Regions from separate parts of the Homo sapiens genome. Here all the other regions are linked to region 1. A link is a loop called in an ENCODE intact Hi-C map of the cell type or tissue named here. Cell type or tissue: PC-9. All regions are shown on one strand. Each heading gives the region's core, and the rest is flanking DNA. Links, peaks and the distances in the headings are about the cores only.

Region 1 (7,966 bases), core at 2,281-4,780:
CCCCCATCTCTACAAAAAAAAAAAAGAAAAAAAAAAGAAAGAAAGAAAGAAAAGAAAATGAGATCTCCAGGTTTAAAAATTCATAAACACCACAAGGAAACAATACACTATGAGATCCAGCAGAAGCAACAGATTGACTCTGTAGACCCAGATACTGGAATTATCAGAGAGAATATAAAGTAACAGTGTTTTATATATCTAAAGAAATAAAAGAGATTTCTGGAAAAAAAAATTTAGGCCTAAGAATTAGTGAAAATCCCAACATTAAGGAAGGGATTATATGTTCAGTTTTTGAAAGGATAATGTGTCATTTTTAATATTTGCTATTTCCTGGAATCTTAGTTCTAGGATACACCATAAATGTCTGCTTTTATAGGTGAAGAAACTGAGGGTGAGAACTGAAGAGGGATTTATCTGAAGACGTTATGGTAGTGGAACCAATTTTTACTTTAATGTTGTTGCTCTCTTGATGATATTAGATGGTTTCATCAATTACTAAGTAAATTCCCAAGATTTACCTCGAAGTCACATTACCCTATTAACTTATTCTCCAGTTGTACCAATTTGCCATTTCATTCTGGTAACAAAGCTCTCTTACTACAATTCAGAAAATATTTGGGAGGCAGCTGCCACTGAGCCCAGACTTTGACAAAATATCCTCCCACAGAGGCCCAGTTAAACTATGGATTGCACTGAGCATTCTGTCCTTAGGTGCTCTGGCCTCCCAGTAGATAGCGGATGCTGTGGTAATTTATCACAACCCTCTACCCCTCCGATTACCTGCCAGGTGACTCTTCACTCCTGGCTTCTGCAGCCTCTGCTCTCCCCAAGATCCAGCTCTCTCAGCCCCCCATCTAAGGTTGCACAGTTTAGGTACATGCTGAAATCACCAATACAGAATCGTTTTAAAATTCGAATTAATTGGCTGAGTGTTTTGTTAAGACCTGATTGTGGGCAAGAACTATTTGTTAAATACTCTAAATTCTTAGAACCCAGCCCAGTACTTGCTAGTCATCATTTAAATACATTGAATGATAGAGAAAATTCTTCTGATCACAAACCTTATACCAGCGTTGTCAAAATTATAATGATAAAGTAGCTCATTTTAAGCGCGTCCTGGGTTGGGAAACTTAACAATTTTAAAACTTGGAATAAATTCAATAAAATGACATAGTATGGTTACAATGTCTGTCTACAGAGTCAGGGCAAGAACAAAGAAAATTGAAAGAAGATTGTTTTAGTGTAGTAAAATTACTGGATAATTTTCATTTCCTTTGCTCTTTAAAGAATTATTTGTAAAGGGTATTTGAAATGAAAACAAGATTGGAGAAAAACAACTTGGAAGAAAATCATAGGCAAATAACAATAATGATTGAAGAGTTGTGAATAAGGAGAGTTAGGAATCAAGTGGTTCCAGGCTTGCAGAATCTGAAAGGAGCCTAGAGTGAGGAGGTTGATCTGTGAAGGATGATGATGATCTCCATTAAGGACCAGACAGGAGGCAATAGGCTTAAGCTGCAGTATGAGGGATTTAGATAAGAGAAAAGGAAAAATTTTCAGACAGTGAGGTTCATAGATACTGGAATGTGTAACTGAGGAAGCTTGTGGAATTTCCTTCTCTAGAAGTCTTTTAAAAATAGGGCAGTGTCTCATCTGCCTGAAGGATGGACTCTATTTGACCTCTCAAATTGTCTACTGAACTCAGAAGGTGAACCACACCTTAGATAAGAAAGAGAGCCTGAATGATCCTGGGTAGCTTGAGTAATAAAAGTAGGGTGAACAAGTCATATTTATTTTGATTTATATATGTCATATATGTAAATTATGTCTGCTATAATTCCTTTTTTTCTTTCAATTGAATGTTTTCATTTTTAAGGCCTAGAGATTAGAGTTCAAGTAAAGATATTATAGGAAAGCAAGGAAGAACTCTTTTATCTTACTGTAGAACAAATTTTTAGAGGAATAAAAGGAGAAAAGGATATATTGGACATATTTGATTTTGATTTCACTCCCTATTCTAAATAAAAAAAAATACACTGCCCTTTCTGTTAGCTTTAGTATTTTAAGGGTAAATTTCAAAAAGTTAATTTAGTGTAAGTGTTTCTCACGGTGTTTTTGGCAGAACCGGTATCCCAAACTGGAAGAGGTTCTCTGTATTTAATTTCCTCTCAGGAAGTTTACCGTCAGAAGTCCAAATGTGAGGTCAAGTTTTGGGTTGCCGGAAATGGTAATGTCCTTTACTGTCTGAACACCCAGACAACACTTAATGAAACATTCTACTTTGTGGACATTGAAAGAAATTAAAATGCTTTGTTTCCTCCTTTTTATGATTGGTGATTTCTGTATTCAGTCTTCTAAAACTCAGAAACAAGACTATGTGTAAGTAAGAGCATCTGCATTCTCAGGATCAAGTTATAACTGCAGATTTTCAGTTACAGGTGATATCCATCTTTTTTTTCCTTCCTAAAAATAAAAATGTACTTACTTCAGGCCAAAGGAGAGGCAAGCTTTAGAACTCATTAGCCTTCAAGAAAAACAATTCCAGAGCATTCTAAACCTGATTTCTTTCTAACTCTGTTTGAGTTGACCTGAGGACTTTTACAGGTTAAAGCAGTGAGTCATTATATCTCACATTCATACAGCTCTACATATTTGTCAAAGTGCTTACTCATCTAATATCTAATATGATCTTAATAAGAACCTTGTGAATGTCATTATCTTATAGATGAAAAAATGATATCTTCATAAGATACAGTTTGCTCAAGATCACAAAACTAGAAAATGTAGTTTGAACACTTCTGATTTCAAAGCCAGAGTCTTCTCCACTGCCCCATGCTGTACTGTTTTTGAGAATTTGTGATTTCCTGGTGTTGTATTATTTTTACCATTGATGAGATTTTTGCCTGTGATTTATCCTGAATCAAAATAGATACTGTGATATGATACTAAAGTAATTGTTACCAAACAAAAAGTTGTGCTAGCATTCTTATGAAGTACAGCACTAAAGATTTTCAAAACATTTTGTTATTTTTACATAATTGGTCATGTAAATTTCTGGTAGGACACTCCTTATGAGATTACAACCCATTCTAATTTATGCTAGCTATTTATTGTTAAGCAGTATGTTGTTTTTATTACAAAACCTCCTTTAATCATTGCATCAGTCTCTGGCAGAATATTAAAAACAACTCCCATAATCCCTGGCACTCTGTCCTGGGTGTCTTTGGGGGTACAGTGGCTTTATTTCCTTCCCTAATAGTTCGGAAGTTTGTTTAATACTGACTCAGAGGAAGCATTCTAGCTGAGTCCTCACATGGTCTTGTTTACAGCTCCGGAGTGTACATAATAGATAAGCTACTGACTTCCACAAGACCCCCACGCTTCCTGGGTGTGTGGGTGTGTGTGCTTGTGCTTGTGAATTAAGGTTGTGCAATCTCCCTGCTAGCTGCATCAGGTTGCAAAGTCATTTACTTCTCTAAAATATTCCTCTAGCCAGCCTGACTTGATAAACCAAAATCATTGTATTCCATGGTGGACATGCTGGTAACTCATGATAAACACTAAAAATCCTACGGGTTTATAACAAGATAAAACCTGATATTGGGGCAGGGTGTAGAGAAATTTGCCCAAGGAAATATTGTGAAATAAAGTTGCAAATGGCTATAGATGAATGCTTTTCTATCTATAGGATTTCTTTTCTTGATTGTAATTATAAATTCTTTTACTGGTTGTAAATATAATTATGATTCTTATGTTACCCAGTCTGTACCAAGAACTTTGTTAGGCCAACAACATCTTACTTGATTGTAGTAGTAACCTTAAAAGATAAATATAGGTATAATGCTTTTTCAGAAGAAAAACTGGAGAATTCAAACATGTTCTGCATTGCACAGATGGTAAATGAGTGATGAATAGGGTCCTTTGACTCCAAAGATCAACTAGGTTCTTTCCACATATCTCTCTTTGGTTCCCTTTTTTGATATGACTGTATGAAATATAATTGTATTTACATAAAGTGCAGTAGAGTTCATTAGAAAAACTATTTCTGAATCTTAGGGTTCAGACTAAAGGTGTTTGGAGGCTGATGATAGTGGGCTGCAAAGAGCTTCATGGTGGGCTGCGAATAGCTTCATCAAACCCTTGAATGTGTCAGGAAAGGCAGATTCAAGGCAGAAATGTCACATGGACCCCAGATAATTCTTGCCTGGAGGAAAAGAACATATACATAATTATGTGTGTAATCCATCTTGGACATAGTACTAAGGTGATTAAATTAATCATGATTGAGTGTTGAGTGTTAAAATCCAAATGCAAATATCCTTCAACCAACTTTTTGCACCAAAACTAAGTAGACTTTATCATCTCAAAATAGTGCTTACTAAATATAGTCACTCTTTGTAACTCTTAGTTTTAAAAACCATAATAATTGTTTCCCTCTGTTTTCTCTCCTGAGCTGCTACTGCTGCTGTTGCTGCTAAAATATAAGGTATACCATGTATCACTTTTGCAGAAGACAGCTTTGTTTTTGTAAAGTGCCTGGAATGGAGTTTGTGGGTATATTGATTGCAGGCACTGAAAGACCTAGATGAATATGTAAGAATGACCACAAGCCACCAGATGTGGGTGTATTTATCCGTTTGCCTCATTACTAAAAGGTTTTAGTTCCAAAAAATATCCAGAAGAATTTAGTTTTGGGGAACTAGAGAGGCAGGGGGAGTGGAATTAAATTTTTTGAATTTTTAAACAAGTAATTTGAGCTTCCAATTGATATATTGTAATTTCTTTGCATTGGAATACTGATTTCTTAAGGAGTAGTTGCAGAAAGATTTTCTTTAGAAATTAGAAATTGACAGCCAGGTGTGGTGGCTCATGCCTGTAATCCCAGCACTTCGGGAGGCCAAGACCAGTGGATCACAAGGTCAGGAGATCGAGACCATCCTGGCTAACACGGTGGAACCCTGTCTCTTCTAAAAATACAAAAAATTAGCCGGGCATGGTGGTGGGCGCCTGTAGTCCCAGCTACTTGGGAGGCTGAGGCAGGAGAATGGCGGGAACAGGGAGGCGGAGCTTGCAGTGAGCTGAGACTGCGCCACTGCACTCCAGCCTGGGCAACAGAGCGAGACTCTGTCTCAAAAAAAAAAAAAAAAAAAAAAGGAAATTAGAAATTGACTTTGAAATTCATTTATTATGTAAACAGGAAGATATTTTATTGCAAAGACAATTGGAAATTGGAAAGTGTAATTAGTTATTAAAACAGCAATTAAGACATTTTGTGGGCTTAGATATATGTGTGTGTTTGCCTTGGTGGCATGTGCTCTGCTCCATTTGCACATTAAATTATGCCCATATAGTTATATCTGGTATTCTGCTCCTTAAATAAGTCATTTAGTTTCATTGATAGAGGGTAAATGAAGTTCTTTTTCATTCTTTTCAGAGATAGCATAGGGTAGTGGTAAGGATATTTCGTTTTGGAGTCAGTCTGCTTGGATTAAAATCCAAGGTCACCTCCATTAAGCTTTGTAACCTTGGGCAAGTTAGTAAATCTGTGTCTCAGTTTCTTTATCTGAAAAATGGAGATAATACTGTTACTTATTTCACTGGGTTCTTATGATGATTAAGATGAAAAATTATGTAAAGATCTGGCATATAATAAGAGATCAAAATAGAAATTTTAAAACATTTAAATTATATATATAGTAGTATTTGCCTTTTTTGGTTTACAGTTCTGAGTTTTAATACATGCAAAGCTTATTGTAACCAACAAAACATCAACACAATAGGATACAGAAAAATTTCCACACTCCCCAAAATTCTTTTTGCCTCTTTATCTTCAGACATATCACCTCCCTTCCATTCCACCAAATCCTCGCTACAACTGATGTATTTTCTGTTCCTATAGTTTTGCTTCTTGAGACTGCCATAGAAATGGAATCATACCATATGTAATCTTTTGAGACCTAGTATAATGTCTTTGAAGTACAACCTGATTTTCTTAGGCTCTTATCTGAAGAGCTGATTTCACCACGGAAAAGGAATTAGAGGAGGTGTTTATTTTTATTTTTAATTTTTGATCAAGGGGAAGAAAAATAAAACTCAGATTAATATCATCCAAAAGGAGAGTTTGGATTTGTATGAGAATTATTTTTCAGCATTTCAAACTATCAAATAGGATGTATCTTCAAGAGGAAATTACTTTCTTGTCATTAAGTACAATGAAATATAAGCTAAAGAGCCACTTGGAATGCGAAATGCAGAAAAATTCTAGAGAGTCAAATATAAATTAAATGATATATATTTGATTCTAGAAAGTCAAATATAAATTAAGTGTTGATGATGGTGGTGTGTGGTGTGTGTGTGCTGCGGGTGGAGTGGGGGCAAAGTGTTGGAAGGTCACCAATAATCCCAAATAACCCATAAACATAACCAGAGTAGCTTAGTATCATCTGGGGGCAAGTTAGCTACTGTTGGGGGTCTTGGAGAAGACTTAGACCCTAATCATCTCCCAATGCACTACATGAGTAGGGAGGTTAAGAAGCAGCTATTATGAAAGGGGGAAGAGAGACCATGTCTTCACCAGGACCGGGAGAATGATGGCATGGGAGAGGGTGAGAAGTGAAGTAAGGGAAGGAGCTGAGCGGGTGGCTGCCTAGATAAAGCTGCAACTGGGGAGGAGTTGTATGTCAAAACAAAAACACTGCATATTTGATCCTTAATAAGGAAATAATTTTTATGATTTTTACCGCATAGTTTCCTAATTTATTTGTGTGTATATACATGTATACTAAAATGTGATATTAGATGTATAGATGTGTTTTTAACTCAACCCATCTTAAATTTGCAAATCAGTTAACTTGCTCCTGAAAAATTTAGAGTTTACCGTATCAGCCACGATTTTCTAGGCATGTACTAGGGTAATGTATATGCTATTTGATTTTTTCTTATTTTTAAAAAAATTTCAATAGTTTTGGGGGTACTGGTGGTTTTTGGTTACATGGATAAATTCTTTAGTGGTAAATTCTGAGATTTTAGTGTACGCTGTACCCAATATGCAGTCTTTTATCCCTCATTCCTCTACCAACCTCTTCCCCTACCCGCCAAATCCCCAAAGTCCATTATATCTCTCTGCATGTCTTTACATTCTCATAGCTTAGCTCCTGCTTATAAGTGAGAACATGGCCGGGCGCGGTGGCTCATGCCTGTAATCCCTCACTTTGGGAGGCTGAGGCGGACAGATCACGAGGTCAGGGGATCGAGACCATCCTGGCTAACACTGTGAAACCCCGTCTCTACTAAAAATACAAAAAATTAGCCGGGCGTGGTGGCGGGCACTTGTAGTCCCAGCTACTCAGGAGGCTGAGGCAGGAGAATGGCCTGAACCCGGGAGGCGGAGCTTGCAGTGAGCCGAGATGCCACCACTGCACTCCAGCCTGGGCAACAGAGCGAGACTCCATCTCAAGAAAAAAAAAAAAGTGAGAACACACGGTATTTGGTTTTTCATTTCTGAGTTACTTCACTTAGAATAATGGCCTCCGGTTCCATCCAAGTTGCTGCAAAACACTTTATTTTGTTTTTTTTTTTTTTTATGGCTGAGTAGTATTCCTTGGTGTGTATATATATCAAATTTTCTTTATCCACTAGTTGGTTGATGGGCACCTAGGTTGGTTAACTATCTTTGCAATTGCAAACTGTTATTTACAAGTATTACAATTGTAAGTAACAATTTGATTGCAATTATAATTATTATTTAATACTTGAGAGAAAACTCTTCGGGAGAAATTTTTTCCATTTCATAGATGAGGAAACTGAGGTTCTGAGAAGTGAAATGAGGTACCCAGAGACGTGCAGATCATAAAAGCAGGCAGAGACAGAATTTGTTCTCAGAAATGTCTGTTCATCTTCTGAGCCTACGCTCTTCTCTTTGCTGGGCTTTTGCTATTTTCTCTGCTTTTACATGGTGGTGAGAATG
Region 2 (7,966 bases), core at 2,388-4,887, 74 kb before region 1:
TATTTTGAATTAACTCTCTAGAATCGATTCTTGGGGAGGTTATTTACTTTGAAGTGATGGACAGAGTGTAGGAGATTTATGAGTGAACTCTTGTCTGATTTGGAAATATAGAGTTGTTTAGGCTAGGTATTACCAACCCAAAGTTGACACTTGAGTCACCTAAGTTCTTCTCTACTCCAGAGACTTGGCCCTGCCTGGCCTGATCCCAGGAAAAGAGATTTTAGGGATTACAGAAATGGGAACAAGTTGTGGGTCTGAGCACAGCATGCAAATTAATTCAACACAGCCCCTGGGACAGGCCCATGATCAGTGAGCTGAAACTCCCCCTTCAAGTGCTTTCATGATTAGACTCCAGCCTAGGAAGCTTGTCTATTAGTTGTGTAATCTTGAAAAAATCTCTGACACTTTTCCCTCTGACTCAGTTTCCCCATCTGGCACCCAATCTTTTACAGTGTTATGAAAAATAGGGAAAATGTAGAAAGGAAGAACATGGCACCCAATCCTTAATGGACACTCAGTGAAAGCTGGCTATCATCATCATTTTTGGGGTTGTTGTGTTCTACAAATGTATTTTCCCAGGAGTTTTTTTTACTCTGTCTCCTCTTTCCTTCATATACCCCCAGCCTGTGGCTGGGGTCTTGCTTCAACCACCATGCACCTTTCTGAAACCCAAGTTTTACTCCCTGATAAAGGTATTGACCTCTTGTTGGTCTCATCCTCCAGACCTACCTATACTTAAGAAAATGACATCTCTTTAAACTGGTCCCCAGTTCACTTGTTTTCCCTAACATTTTAATTCACAAGATTAATCACTTCCCTTACAGGCCAGTCTTACTGCAGAGTTGATTTTTATAATTTTGGGCCTGTTGGTCTGGTTGTACTTTTCTCTTTCTGCTGGTCTGCTAGTTATAGCGGGTCTTGAAAGCAGTGATATGTTATGACATTGTCATCACCCTCATTATTGCTCTTTATATAACAGTAGCAGCATAACTGTGTTTTGATTTCTTGTACAAGGCATAAAGTGTGCTAGTGGCTCACTATTCACATCAATCTCATCAGAAAATGTTATTTCCTCCTTTTGTTGATCATGATATAGAGGCCCAGTGACATTAGGTAACTTGCTCAAGATCACACATGTGGAAAGCTACAGAGCCAGACTTGGAACTGAGTCCATTATATCTTAATCCCACTGCACTCCAAAATTTGTTGAATGAAGGAATAGATAAACGTATCATGATTTTGATGTTCTGACTAATTCGTAGCCAGTACTTTATTGCTATCGGAGCTTAAGCTTTAAGTACTGGCTAGGAAATAGTCAGAACTTTATTTTTAAGGAGGAGCATATAATTATGTATATTTTATACCTGTAGTAAATTGGGAACTATAGAAAACATGTAGAGGATTGTGTTTACCAACTTCATGTAGAGTGAGGATACCCGACTCTAGCTTGCTGGTAGTTAGGTAAGTCAGACATGGGCAGGGGATAAACCAAATTAGACTATTTCCATTTGACTAAGCCATATAATCAGGTGTAAGCCACGGAAAGAAATCTGGAAAGACAGGTGCAATATTAGAAGATGGCTCATGATAGTGATCATTAGAGGTTCAGGCTTGAGAAAGCCAATTGGAATCAAGAAGGCCTAATCCTGGGGTTCTGTCACAGAAAAGAAGGCTGGTAGCAGGAAGAGGACATGTAACATGAATTACATGATTAGATTTGTGTCATAATAACAAAAACAATAATGATAATAACACTAATAGCTTGTTATATGCCATGCCCTGTACTAAGAACTATACGTATGTTATCCCATCTAAATCACATTTAATAGATTCCCATTTTTCTCATGAGAAAATTGCATCATACAGAGATGAACTAACTTGCTCAAGGCTATAGACCTGGTAATTAGCAAAGCAGGGATTTGAATTTAGATGTATTTTTCTCTGAAGGCTGGGTTTAGATAAATGGATCTGGAAGCACTGGGAAGGATGAATTAATGGGATGGAGTGCAGGGGATGCAGAGTGCCCACTTATGGAATGATTTCATTCAAGAGAGACAGGAGGGTCAGAGGTAAGAATGCTACCGCTGGGACAGAGAGGAAGGTACAGATATGAGATATGGTAAGAAGGTATACTACAACAGTGGCTCCCAAATCTCAATGAGTAGCCAGTTCTCATGGAGGTTTTGTTTTTATTTTTGAATGAAGATTCCCATGGCATACCTTGAATATTCTGAATCAGAATCTCTGGAATACAACTTGGTATTCTTATAAAGCACCCTAGGTGATGCTGAAGCTCTGCCAGGTTCAAGAACCACAGCTCGATCAGCCTATATTTAGATGTTTGGGGTGGAGAATGAGAGAAAGAAAAGATTTTAGGGTGGCATCCAGGTTTCTGAATTTTGTGACTCAGTGAAGTTTTTGGAGGGTAGGTAAGATGCTGAGTTCAGTTTTGGATGTGTTGAGATGGACTGGTCCTGTGGATTTAGTTGGATATTAGAGTCTAACGCTTAGAACAGAGGTCAAGGCTGTAGATTTAGATATGGAGGACACTGGTGTTTGGGTGGTGATGGCGCTATATATTACATGGAATTTTCAAAATACTCAAAACTTCAGTTTTCCCTCAATAATTAATCACTTTACATCTTTGTGATCTTAAATCTCTTTCTGACCATTGATTGAAACTTTTGCTTTTAAAATTTACATTACCTTTCTTAACAGTTCCTTAAGATTCATGCATTGTTGTAAGTAGTTACTTGCACCATTTCATTGGATTCACACCAACAATTGTTAAAGTAAAATTTATTTTTCCTGTGTTTTAGATGAAGAGATTTAGGCAGGTTATGTAACACACCCAAGGTAATATAGTCAAATAATTGAGCCAGAATTTGAGCCCAAGTCTCTTTCTGACTCTAGGCTTAGAGCTTTAGGGCTATTTCACAAAAGGGCTGTTCCTAGGTCAGGCATGACAACTTCTATATTACCTTCGTAAAAGAAGCAATATAATCTACCACTATTAAATTTTGCAGGTTAATTTTATATTATGTTTAAATACAGAAAACTTTATTTAAAACTCAGTTGAATTTCTCTTGAGAAATTGGCCATGTAGTAAATTATATTTAATAGAAGAGTTTGTGTACTTCCCAGGGAGCAGAGTATTGGCCTGATCAAAGCACCTTTCAGCCTTTGTCTAACAGCATGTGGGTAGGCTACATTTTTTTTACTCTCAGAGAAAGGGGGTGGGCAGGGGTGTGATATGGGTTTTTGTCTCTGGGAGTTCTGTTGCATGATTTGACCTCCCAAATTGTTTTGTGGGGCATATCCAACTTTGGGTTGAAACTAAAATGGGTTCTTGGTAATCCCAGATTGAAAATATGTCTCAGCAGTAACATTGTTTATCTTTAGGTTTAGGTAAATACAGACATTTGCCATGTCTTCTTGGTAGCACTGTAAGAATGAGTAGGGCTGTGAAAAATGCACAGGGCATTCATTATGAAGACTGGCTGGTTAAAACTGATACACTAAAGAAATTGCATTCTTTTCCACAAGCTGAGTCATACAGCTGAAATTGTGGAATCATCTGAGCCAGCAGCTGTAATATGATACTTAATCTCCATAAGTGACAGATATCTAAGATAACACGAACACCCAGACGACAACTCAGGCAACCCCAGCACAGTGTTTTGGTATGAGAACAGGAGAAATGTTAGTAGAGTGAACATTTTTCCACAGAGAACTCAAATATGGTAACATTCTCATAGCTTTGATAATCCCCAATAAACTGTGGTTACTAAAATGCATGACAAAAAGAACTTCTATCTATAAAGAACTTCTTTATACATTTCCAATACTTGGGTTATGATCAAGGAGAAAAAAGTTTATCAGTTAATTAAGAGTTAGGTAGCTAGTTTGCCCACAGATTAATTTGTATGAGGTAAAGGAAATCTCACCTAACTGGGAAAAAGCAAGCTTACCCTCAAGGTATGCTTATCCCAACCCCACCCTGCCAAGTGCATTCCTTATTCCTCAGGTGTGCCTGTTTATCCCAAGGACCTAGCCACACCTACATCTTGTTCTGGCCCCACACCAAGGAACATATAAAAGTTCCCTCTCTGGCCGGGCGCGGTGGCTCACGCCTGTAATTCCCAGCACTTTGGGAGGCTGAGGCGGGCGGATCACGAGGTCAGGAGATCAAGACCACCCTGGCTAACACGGTGAAACCCCGTCTCTACTAAAAAATACAAAAAATTAGCCAGGTGTGGTGGCGGGCCCCTGTAGTCCCAGGTACTCGGGAAGCTGAGGCAGGAGAATGGCGTGAACCCTGGAGGAGGAGCTTGCAGTGAGCCGAGATCGTGCCACTGCACTCCAGCGAGGGCAACAGAGCGAGACTCCGTCTCAAAAAAAAAAAAAAAAAAAAGTCCCTCTCTTTATATCTCAGGGTATCTTGGAGTCACTACTGATCCTTGACCTCCCTCCTTTCTCTGACCATGTCTAGACAAGTGTCCAGGTCTCCTGTGCCAAATGTCTATTTGTTGCCTGGATTAGGTTTTGACTTGTTTTTCTATTTCTTTGCATCTCGTAGCCCATTTCTTTGATTCAATTTCACAATCTCTTGATTTTGTCCTTAAGTATTTGGCAACACAAACCCTCGAGAGGCAGGATAGTTCAACAGAAAGAAGATGAACCTTGGGGGTCAGAAGATTCAAACTTCCAGAATTTAAATCTTCATTCTGCTATTACTAGATTTATAAACTTTATCAAATCACTCTCCTACTCTATCCCTTAATTCAACATATTTAAAATTGGAATAAAAATCTCAATGTGGTAGAGTTATTATTGAGATGAAAATCAGAATAGATACAAAGAACTTGATAGCCCCAAGGAGCTTGATCAGTGTTTGTTTAATGGCCCTTCCTCTCTTCTCATATCTCAGTTCAGATCCTACTCAGCCATTTATTTTATTCTGCTCCTTTTGGAGTAGAGAATAAAGCCAAGAATTATGCTTAAAAAGTAGCATAATTAAAAGTATTTAAAACACAAGTAACTTGAGAAAGGTGAGTTGGAAGTTTATATCTAACCTCAGTTTTTTTTGGAGAGAAATTTACCCGTCAGGGCCAGATTAAAACATTTACAAGTCCCAAGCACACGTGAGATGAAGATGCCCCTCACTTATCTCACATGTAAGTTGAAAGTTAAAAAGTGAAAATGTCTACTAGAGTTCAATAATATTCTTTTTTTCCCATGACTTCTCTGAAGCTTTTAGAAAATATGAAATTCTTAAAAACAATAACAGTAACCCACATTTTTATTGCCCTGGTTTGCCCTATCTTATCTTTCTCCTGCTCACAGGGTCTGAGGCAGCTGGGATAGGGGAGAATGATTACCAGCCAATCAATATTTTTTGAACCCCAGAGATTATTTATTTATCTATCCATTTATTTATTTTGAGATCTTATTTTATCTGGAATCTTAATAAACGATTAGTTTCCAAACTGTATCTACTGTGTGTATTTTATCCATATGGCCCAGATTTGTATTACTTATTTGTGATTCTGAATAATATTTTTTCCAACATTAATTATCAGCCTCTCTGTGCCCCTCCAGAATTGTTACAACCTATGTTAATGCACACTATGGCAAGCCATGTGAATTGCCTACGCAGGGAAGTTTTCTTCATACTTCCTTGCCAAGAGAACCCCATTATTGGTCAGTTACTAGTCACATGATCTTCTTTAGCCCCTCCTTAGCCCCTGTAGTGAATCAGGAGTAGCCTAAGGCCATGGTGGTAACTCCCCTTTTTCTTGGAAATGTTTGATTTAGATATGGAGAAGAGGTGCAACTTTGCTTATGAAATGGGAGGGCAAATATGGGAAACTTTAAGGTAAGTTTTCTTTCCCCTTGAAGGGGACCAAAAAGTTGTGGTTTATACTTTCTTGACTCTGGTCACTGTTGGGTGAAGAGTTGGTGCTATGGAAGCCATCTTCAGACCATGAGGGGACAAGTCTGAGGATACAATTACATGCTACCGGTGGCAGAGGACAGTATAGCAAGAAACTGGATCCCTGATGACATTGAACCATTGACTGAATCTACCCTGGAACCATCAGGAAATAATCCTTAGTTTTTTAAAGATGCTTTTAGTTGTGTTTTTTATTACAAGTACCTGAAAGCATCCTAACTAATCAATGCTAAATGCATCTCTCACAGTTTATGCTTATTTTTCAGAAATGCCTAGTGGAAATTTCTATTGCTGATTATAATATTTGTCCTAAATAAATTGAATAGACTGTCAATCTTTTGAAAATAAAAGCATGACTTGATTAGCAATTGTTTAGTCTGATGTTTTCCTAATTTCTGTCATTTGCATACCACTTCTTTGATTTTGTCATATCCTTGTATCATCTGCACTAATAGAAATATTTTTCCTTAAGTTGTCTCTCCTTTAAAAAATTATATCCATTTATTTTGAAGAGAAACTTTTTCACTAACTATAAATTGAAAACCGATATCATTTGCCTTAAATAGAAGATTGTCATAAAAAGAAATGCCATGAGTGAAATAATGTTATTAAATATTTGCCAGATATAGTTTCCTATGAAGACTCTGAGCTTGTGGCTTGCTGTCTCTGTTGAAAGGAGAGACTAGGGAGTGTTATAGAAGTGGTAAAATAATCCTTCCACTGACTGAGACTATTTCCTTGCCACAATCAGAAGAACTAAAAGAAAGGAGGATATCTGTTAATATATGAATTTATCTAAATGTCATGCAGTGACTTCTAAAATCATCTGGTGTGCTCTGTTTCCCCTTGGAGGTGACTTAGGCCTGGCATCCCAAACAATACATACTGGAGTGAAGCTCCAGGAAACCCTGAGGAGAAGAGAAGGGCTTAAAGAGCAATCAGCCTTCGATTGCTGGGATTATGAAAGGTCGTAAGAAGCGAATGTTGCAATGTTTTATTATACTTGATATTGAAGCAAGGACAAGTAATAATTTATTATTCTCTCCATGTCAGTGGTATTTACCTTTTTGGAATCATGTGCCCCATTGAGAATTTCTGGAAAACCATGGTTCTTCTACTCAGGAGAATGCACAATTGCACACATACACAAATGTGCAAGCACACACACACACACACACACACACAGAATTGCCACAGAAGGTCAGTAGGTTCACAGGCCCTAGGCTAAGAACCAGCATTCTGTATATTTTACATGTGTTCTCTTACAAGTTACCGTGTGATTCAGTTCACTCCAAACTGCGGTTAAGTGCAAAACATGGTTTTGAATATTTCTATCAATTAGTAAGAGTGGTATGTTAATTTAAATACACCAAAGTGGAGAATTACTGTCCTCTCAATAGCTACTTTAAATAGACATAAGTTACAGTGATATTGCCTTCCAGGAGGCTTCAAGAAATGAGATCAGGCTCTATAAAAGAAAATCACCCAACCCTATAAAGTCATCTTTATGAACTTTGAAACACCACTGTATGTACCTAGTAAAAATTATTCCTGGGTAAGCAGACTCCCAGGCCTGGGTGGAGTTCACATGAGTCCCTTTGCTAAAATAAACAGAAGTGACTGGGAACTTTGGATTGCCTTTGTCTGAACTTGAGTGTCTGGATGGATCAGCATCAGCAGCATACCACACACCTGCTTGTCCAGCCAAAGAGAAACCCAAAGACTTGGCATTTGTTTTTTACATTGTCAACTGTGCAAAAATATCACGATTCTAATTTATGAGGGTCCATGAGTTTTAAAAACACCCCCTGACATTTTTCTAGCCAAATAATTTTTCCTTTAAAAGGCACAGGATGAGCAACAAGATTAGGTAGATCACTTCAATCTCTAATTTCAAAAGATAATAGTTAAAAATTCAACTGTAGGACTAACACATTAACTATGTAATAAGACCCAGAATAGTCTTTGGAGCAAATTTCAGTGGATACTTGATCAAAATAATGTTGAAGA
Region 3 (7,966 bases), core at 2,213-4,712, 52 kb after region 1:
GTTCCAAAATATCTTTGTTCTTAGCACTTTGCAGACATAGGGTGTACACAAACTCATAAGATATGGACTCTGCCATGGAAGATGGGAGGACATGCTGTTTGAATACATCAATAAATAAGAAATAGTTTCATGCTGTTTTTGTTCAGTATGTATTTAATGATAGGTTTTACTATTTCTTTGATGTGTGTGAAGCTTCTATTACTTTCTGAGAATTTTGTTTACTGAGTCAAATTTTCTGCCTAGAGGCCTTAAGCTGCTGTGACAGACATGTTGAAATTTTTATAATGCGTGAATAGAGTATCAGTGTTGAGGCTCAGTGCAGTGCATTTGAGAACATTGTTTTTTCTGTAAGGAAACAACTTGCTATCACTCTGACCTAGGCAACAGATTTACAGATGCACTTAGGAAATCTAGTGATCTTTACTATCTGCTATCTCTAAATGTGACTGAATTGCATTGAATAAATATTTACTGAGAGTCTACTAAGAAGAGCCTCCAAGATTCTGCATTAGATTTGTACAGAAGTCGCTGTAACATGCTAGGAGAGCCATCAGAGGAGACAGAAGCAAACTCATGGTGGTAAGAGGATGCAGGAGTCTGTGGTGGCTGTGGTCTTAGGAATATTTCAGGGTATCAAGGAAGTAAGCTAATGAATAATTTCTGAAAGGGCTTTGAATACTTGGCTGGCAATGGCAAGTTACATATGACCAACCTAATTATCACTTTGCTTCTCATCCAATAATGAGTCAGTGTCTGTCTGGTGAGGTTCTGACACACCCAAAGTGCTCTGCCAGCAGATATATGAAACTCTGAAGAATAGTCTTCATATGATCTTTGGTTGTGATATGATTAGGAGGGAGTAGTCTGAATTGTGGGGCTCCCTGAAGTCTTCAAGCAGGGTTCTGGTCCGCAAGTTCTCTCCTGGAAGGTGGGAGGGGTCCTGAGGGGTCATGATCTATTCAAGCCCCCATCCAACCCCCACATCACTAAACATTCCCATTTGTGTCTTCTGGTGCTTCATGTTACATATGAAGTACAAAGACCATTGAATACTTTCACTTTCATTTTGGAAATCCTATCTATTGAGGGTAGGAAATGTGGTTTCTAGGGTTTGTTGACCATTTGGTTACAATTTGGGATTGCAACTGACTTGCAGGATTTCAGACAATGCAAAGGCAAAGTCTAGTCTATTCCTGGAAGAAAAATCATGGGATGGGGAGACCTTTTTTATCTATGCCACTTTTTAACCTTTTTTTGGAGGTACTGGCAGTTATAGCCACATAATTCTATTAGGCCATCGATGGCTGGGTCTAGATCTGTGACTTTCAAATTAGGTCTTAATAGGGTTGGAATAGGGTTATAGTGGTGTCCATTGTAAATTGGTTCCTAAAATTTTATTTATGTCCCATCTACTCCTTTAACAAATATGCCTTAAGCACTTACTATGTGAGGGACTCTGTGTTAATTCTTGTCAAGAGATATAAAAATGTATAGTCTTGGCCGGCGCGGTGGCTCACGCCTGTAATCCCAGCACTTTGGTAGGCCAAGGTGGGTGGGTCACGAGGTCAGGAGATCAAAACCATCCTGGCTAACACGGTGAAACCCCGTCTCTACTAAAAATACAAAAAATTAGCCGGGCATGGTGGTGGGCACCTGTAGTCCCAGCTACTCGGGAGGCTGAGGCAGGAGAATGGTGTGAACCCGGGAGGCGGAGCTTGTAGTGAGCCTAGACTGTGCCACTACACTCCAGCCTGGGCGACAAAATGAGACTCCATCTCAAAAAAAGAAAAAAAAAAGTGTAGTCTTGCATGCCTCTTTATCACCTGTCAAGGGTGATAAGTTTAAAACAATTTTTTTCCTCTGGGATTTGAAGATTTTCTCCTGTTTCTTTTCTTCACTATTTCTTAAGATGAGAGTCTCTATGTCCTGTGAATATGTAATAAGCAAAGAACAAAAGTAGTTTTCTGACCTTTAACTGTTTCAGAATAGTTTTGAATATATTAGTTAAAATAGCATAATATTATGTCTTCAACATGAATACAATATCTTAAATTTCATGAAACATGGCACACACTTGTTCTGTGTAGTAACTGTAATAAGGCAGACATCGTTAAATGCCCTATTTTGTAGATGGTGACTCAGAGGTCAAGTAATTTCATTATGACTGGCCAAGTGGCAGAACCTGAACTGGAAAGGGGAGTGTGGTGCCCTTTCCATTGCTTTACATTTCCTTGTAAATGTCAAGAGCAGCTGAATGTTAGTATTCTTTTCAAACTGCAAAGTGACTTTTCAGCAATTGGGGTTGTTGTTTGAAATGTTTTTGAATGGCTTGTCTTCTATCTTTCCCTCATAGGAAAAGAAAAATACGACACATAGCCATGATTGAAGACGTGTACCTTCATCTGAGAAGACATCTGCAAATATTCTGGTCACTATTAAACTATATCCAATTTTTAAGTTGTTTATTTTTAAGTGAGGGCTGTTTTTATAGATAAAGTTTAAAAAGTCTGGCATTGTTGACATATATTTTACATTAACCTTTGCTTTTGGAAGAACCAGATATTCCCAATGTTAGTGTAATCGATCGTATTTTTTTGATTGTTATGTGGCAGTTGCATGTATTACGTTTTTAAGTTGTCATAATAACCTGGTGAGAGAAGTACTATTATTATTTGACTTTTGTAGATGAGAAAATTGAGAGACAGAAAAGTTAAGTGACTTGCCCAAGTTTATACAGCTAGCAAGTAGAAAAACTGAGATTTAAACTCGGGATGGACTTGTTCCAGAGCCCATGTTTTTAACCACAGCATTATACTGACCCGTCTTGGCACTGCACTGATGAGGTGTGTGATCTTTCTTAGGTCACCTAATGGTTTTGGTTTTCAGATTCATTTATGAGAAGGAGAATGCATGGGATAATTTATTTTCTGAGCAGTATTCCTTGTATGCTTACATGCCTTTATTTAGTCCTCACAAGAACCCTAGACATAGATAGAATTATTATCATCCTTATGTTACATATGGGAAAATTAGAACTTAGAGAGTTCAAGTAACTGCTAAAGGTGACATAATCGGTGTAAGAACTGGGAATCACCGCCAAGATTTCAATCACTATGCTTTACTGTCTTTCCTTTTTAGGGGCTTATGCTGCCGTCAAATTCTTTACATTGAATCCTGGCTTTTTATTTTAGAGTCATAATGGCAATATGTTTGTTTCATAAAACCTTTCATTTAGAATTCATCCAAGAAGTGACTTAGTCTACTTATGGCTGCAAATACTGGGGAGCCATTAGCACAGTGACAGCAATCTTAACAATGAAACATTGTGCTATTAATATTATATTATTATTTTTTTGAGGAGTCACATGTGTAGCAAACAGGATGTAACCGGACATGTCAGGCAAGCTGTTGCTAACCCTGAAGACTACAAGGGATTAAATTCTCATTATTCCTCAGAGTTAGTCCCCAAATATCTGTGTATGTTCAGTTTCTTCAGTTTGGCAGGAAGTTTTAAAGAACTAAACAGCATGCCCTTCCGCCTGTGGCATATTCATAAGCTATTTTTGGGTGAGTCATCGGAATTCTGTGGTTTGTATCCTGAAGGGGGAGAGGAGACACTGTATGTTTAGCCTTTTTTTTTTTTTTTGAAACAGCTAGTTGAAAAAAAAATTCTTTGATAAAAGTTCAACATTAGGTAAGAAATATCTGCGGCAGGATCTTTCCATTGTGATAAATATTCCTCTCATGTTCACATCTCTGGGAATATTATACAAGTTTAATTATTTGACCTGTGCATATTCATGGCTTGACCTAGTGCACACAGAAGCTCTGGTCTGGTGTTTAGCTGAGGCAATTCATGGGGAATAAACAACTGGCTAAATGAGTCTTCTTCTGTCCTTGGAGTCTGCTCCCTAATGTCAAATCAATGCAGTAAGCTGGATAGAGTTGTGGACATTTATGAAAACACAAAGACCAAGCCAAACCTTTTGAGGCCTGTTAGGTAATATAACTAATACTGTAATTGTGGGTTATGATTAAATATTTGTAATGGTAAAAAAAAGAAGTGGGTGAAAATTGACAGTCTTTTTCTTTGTAACAACAAGAGAGCCTAAGAGGGAATTCCAGTAATTAATACATATTTTCCTATCTCATCAGGAAAAGGAGCTGATTGTTAATGGAAGAAGGAAGAAATACAAGTTTGTTGGGTATTTAGTATATGCCAGACGCTGTACTAGGGCTCAAAAAAAATTCCATAGAGACCATTTAGATCTGGCGAACATACTACTTTCAGAAACTGAAGCGAGTTTGTGGTCTACAGCATCAGTAGTCCATAAGACAGAGATTTAAGAAAAGAAATGGTGGTATTTAACACCCCTGTTCAATTATAGTTATCCATATGATATGACTGACTGATTTGTGACTGTCAACAGACGTATTCATAGAGGACAATTTCAAGTTAATCTTCAAAATGGGAGAGTTAAATTATTTTTAAAAAATAAAGAGTGACTACTGTTTGGTCCTTGAAATGATGTTAGGTGGATCATGAATTAGGCATTAAATGGCATTAAAACACATAATGAGAAAATTCTCTCTTTTTAATTCCCTTTCAGTTTTCTGAGTATGTCAAGCAGGAAGTTTCAGTGTGGTGTTAGTGAAATGTTAGCTCTTCTCAGGGCAGGCAACATCTCCCTTCATAACACTCCTTTTTAGAGTTACATTTTATTATGTTTTATTTCTGGCAAGTGAAATTGGTTTCCATTTATATGGAGTAGATATTAAAAATGTATTCATATGAAATATTAATTGATTTAAAAATATTAACTAAATAATACATGTAGTGAGCTGAATGGGCAATGGGACACCACCCTGAAGAAATTATCCACTGTGTAAAACTTCACAATTTTAGTGATTAAGAGGCAGATGGTTTCATAAAAGAAAACAAAAAATATAGTTTGTTTAAGATCTACCTGCTTGTCCAGAGCAGTTGTGTTCAAAGTGTGGTCCATAGACAAATGATGGTCTATGAACTTTTTGCCTGTCTGGAAAAAAATAAATATAGAACTCGTGAGTAACCATTTAGAAACTTTTATAGCTTTTATAGCTTATAGCTTATTGCTTTCATATCCAATTGCACAATATATTTTTCTAGTAATTGTTTTTGGTATTTTACAAAAGTGTCATTCTGTGATAAATTAGGGGAAAACCTAATCATTTGAGAGGGATTGATCTAAAACATATATTTAGAACAAGAACAAAACTAAGAAAAGTGGTAGTCTAAGCAGTTATGGAAAAAGAACATGCATTGGCAGAAAGTATGCAATCATCACAGGATCTAAAAAATAGGAATAAAGAGACTAAGATGGTACCTTTGTAAGGATTGGGACTGTCACAATTATCTTATGGTTGTATCCCAAGGATCCAGTGTAGGTCTTGTCATATAATCAGCATTTGATAAATATCTGTGGAGTGAATGAAGAAGTAAATGAATCAGTGAATGAGCTATGGTGCTTGGCAAGTAGGTCTAATGCAATCGCCAGAGAAAATGCTCTATTACATTGCAGTAATTGTTCATCATGCTTTTCCATTTATAACACTCTCTAATTCCCTTTTTTTCTAGATATATAAATATCAAGTCAACTTCCAAGTATGTATTAATTAGCTTGTCAGTGAATCTTGATTCCAAAAATGTGGTGCCTCAATTTAAAATAAATACTTTTAAATATTGGGTTGAATACTACAACAGGAAGCATAGACTGGATTGTGTTTCAGTAGGAAAAACCTCACTGTCTCAATGGCTTAATCCAACAATCACTTATTTCTTTCTCACATATATGTCTAACAAAGACTGACATAGGGCTTTGCTTATTACAGTCATCTCAACCTGTGTTTCCATGATAACCGTAACAAAAGATGTAGCAAATAACACACTGCCTCTTAGAGCTTCTGCCTGGAAGTGACACATTTTACTTCTATCCACTTTTTTTTTTTTTTTTTTTTTTTGGCGAAAGCAATGAATTCACATCTAATATCAGCGAGGTAGGGAAATGCAGTCCTACTATGTACCAGGAAACTGGAAAGCCAGAAAAATTTCTTGAAGAACACTACTAACCAGCATATACACCCATATGAATTAGATTAACAATAATTATTCTACCTCTGGTTGATCTTCTGTGATTGTACCAACAGCACTGAGTTTATGCACTGCCAGATAACTGGGCTGAATCGTCAATGTGGTGATCCCGTGAACATACTGCTGTTGATACACTTCTGCCTCAGCTGTCAGCTTGCTTACTTTAGCAGCAGCTCTGTTTTCCATTCTTTCTAATATCAATAGTGACATCTGCTACAGAATACCAACTTCTCTGGTTTGAATTCTCTCTCTACCAACTAAACATTACAACTGAATATTTCCTCCCATGAGAAGGAAGGTGATTGGCCTTAGATCTTGCTCTGAGAGATTTCTTCTAATGAATTTTTTAAGTGGCTGCAAATGTAAACTTTCTGTAAATATTCTTGTGTGAGATTGTTAGAATGAGTCAGGTTCCAGGAAGCTGATCAAGCCTGAGAAAATTGAACATATGAAATTTCTAGACTTGCAAACTTGAGAAAGAGGCCTGAGGTCCTAGTGATCTATAGTATTCATGCTATGAGTGTTCAACAGTTTCTGTCTGTCTGTCTGTCTGTCTGTCTGTCTCTCTAACCTACTTATTTTCTAAATGTCTTCCAACACAGGACATACCAACATGTCTAAAGTGGGCTGGAAAGGATAATTCTGAGGTACATAAACATTTTTGCTCTGTAATGCAATATAAAATATCTCCACCCCTTGCTAATAGTTTTGCATAAAGTACTTAAAAATTTTCCAGAAAAAAAGATTTACCTTAAAGACATCACTTTTTTTAATGATACTGTCAGCATTATGTGGACTTCCAAAATTAGTGGAATCTGAATCCAGATGGGTGAAATCTAACGGCACACTAGAGAAAACCATGATTTTCAAAATTATAAATAAATATCAAAACCTCAATATCTGCCTCTGTCTACAAACAGATGACAGAAGGAGGCAGACGTTTGAGACTTCAAAATATGATTAGTATTAACAGCCAAATTAGATTACTAAATTTCTTAAAAGCCACTTTGAAGAGGCTTTTCCCCAAGCTGTCTGTATTGAACGTATTAACAGAATGATTTCCAGAACTTTACAAGATTGTGCCAGTGGACACAGACTAATCACCCGCTGAATTATGGGGGAATGGGGGAGGATTTTTTATTACTCCTACATCAGCTGTGGCACATCTAGACATGTAACTAATCATTTATTAGCCTCTAATTTTGGAAGCTGGCTTTAGACGATAATCCTCATAAAAAGCTAACAAGGAGATGCCTTTGATAAGGCAGTAAATCACTAAGTAGAGAAATAAGCAGTTGATTTATGACTACTTAAATATTTTAGTCTCTGAAAGATAAACCTCCATTTCTGTTTTGCAAGTGACATTCCTATTGTTCCTTAAAAAAATTAAACTTTGATTACGTGATGCAGACAGAACATATTTCCCCCAGTTTCAGAGATTGTAGTTGAGTGACTGAACTTAAATACTAAGATCACTTCCAATTTCCAGAGCCTACTCACTCAGTTTCTTGAAACAGTCTGTGTCTCCAGAGCAATCAGCCTGGCATTGGCAGAGCAGGTGCTCTGTTAGTATATTCTGGTGTGTAGTGCATCAATCCTGTGTTAAAAATTTAAGATTCTATAGGTAAAATATTACTCAAATCATAAAATATTGTCCTTTTAAAAAAATCTAACACATCCTTCATGTTCTTGTTTCAGGACCTTTGCATTTGTCACTCCTTGTAGCCAGAACACCCTTCTCTGAGATATTTTGTGGCTTATTCCTTTATGTCTTCCAAGTCTTTGTTAAAGTCTTGCCTTCTTAGAAAGACCACAGCTGGCCACATTTTCTATAGT

What was found. Hi-C counts contacts between places; a loop is a spot of excess contacts. Peaks named below come from ENCODE experiments on the same cell type or tissue, not always from the same donor. Only the 100,000 strongest peaks of a DNase experiment are listed, where the experiment ranks them.
Region 2: it touches region 1 in a loop (8-fold over the local background); 3 of 110 quality-filtered maps call a loop at or near these places.
Region 3: a loop joins it to region 1, with 2.8 times the contacts of the local background. A loop is called at or near these places in 8 of 110 quality-filtered maps.

The regions. Positions count from the first base shown.
Region 1 is chr9:22,155,845-22,163,810 of GRCh38, forward strand. No RefSeq gene overlaps it. Among named protein-coding and RNA genes, the nearest start is that of CDKN2B, 150 kb to the left of the region's middle. In PC-9, for the core only: no CTCF peak of the experiment used is centred there; DNase peaks (open chromatin) are centred at 2,567 and 3,297; H3K4me3 peaks cover 554 bases; H3K27ac peaks cover 2,500 bases.
Region 2 is chr9:22,081,327-22,089,292 of GRCh38, forward strand. All of the region lies in intron 12 of CDKN2B-AS1 (CDKN2B and CDKN2A antisense cis and trans regulatory RNA 1), which reads left to right. Among named protein-coding and RNA genes, the nearest start is that of CDKN2B, 76 kb to the left of the region's middle. In PC-9, for the core only: no CTCF peak of the experiment used is centred there; DNase peaks (open chromatin) are centred at 3,535 and 4,015; H3K4me3 peaks cover 731 bases; H3K27ac peaks cover 2,500 bases.
Region 3 is chr9:22,208,311-22,216,276 of GRCh38, forward strand. No RefSeq gene overlaps it. Among named protein-coding and RNA genes, the nearest start is that of CDKN2B, 200 kb to the left of the region's middle. In PC-9, for the core only: no CTCF peak of the experiment used is centred there; a DNase peak (open chromatin) is centred at 3,611; H3K4me3 peaks cover 601 bases; H3K27ac peaks cover 2,500 bases.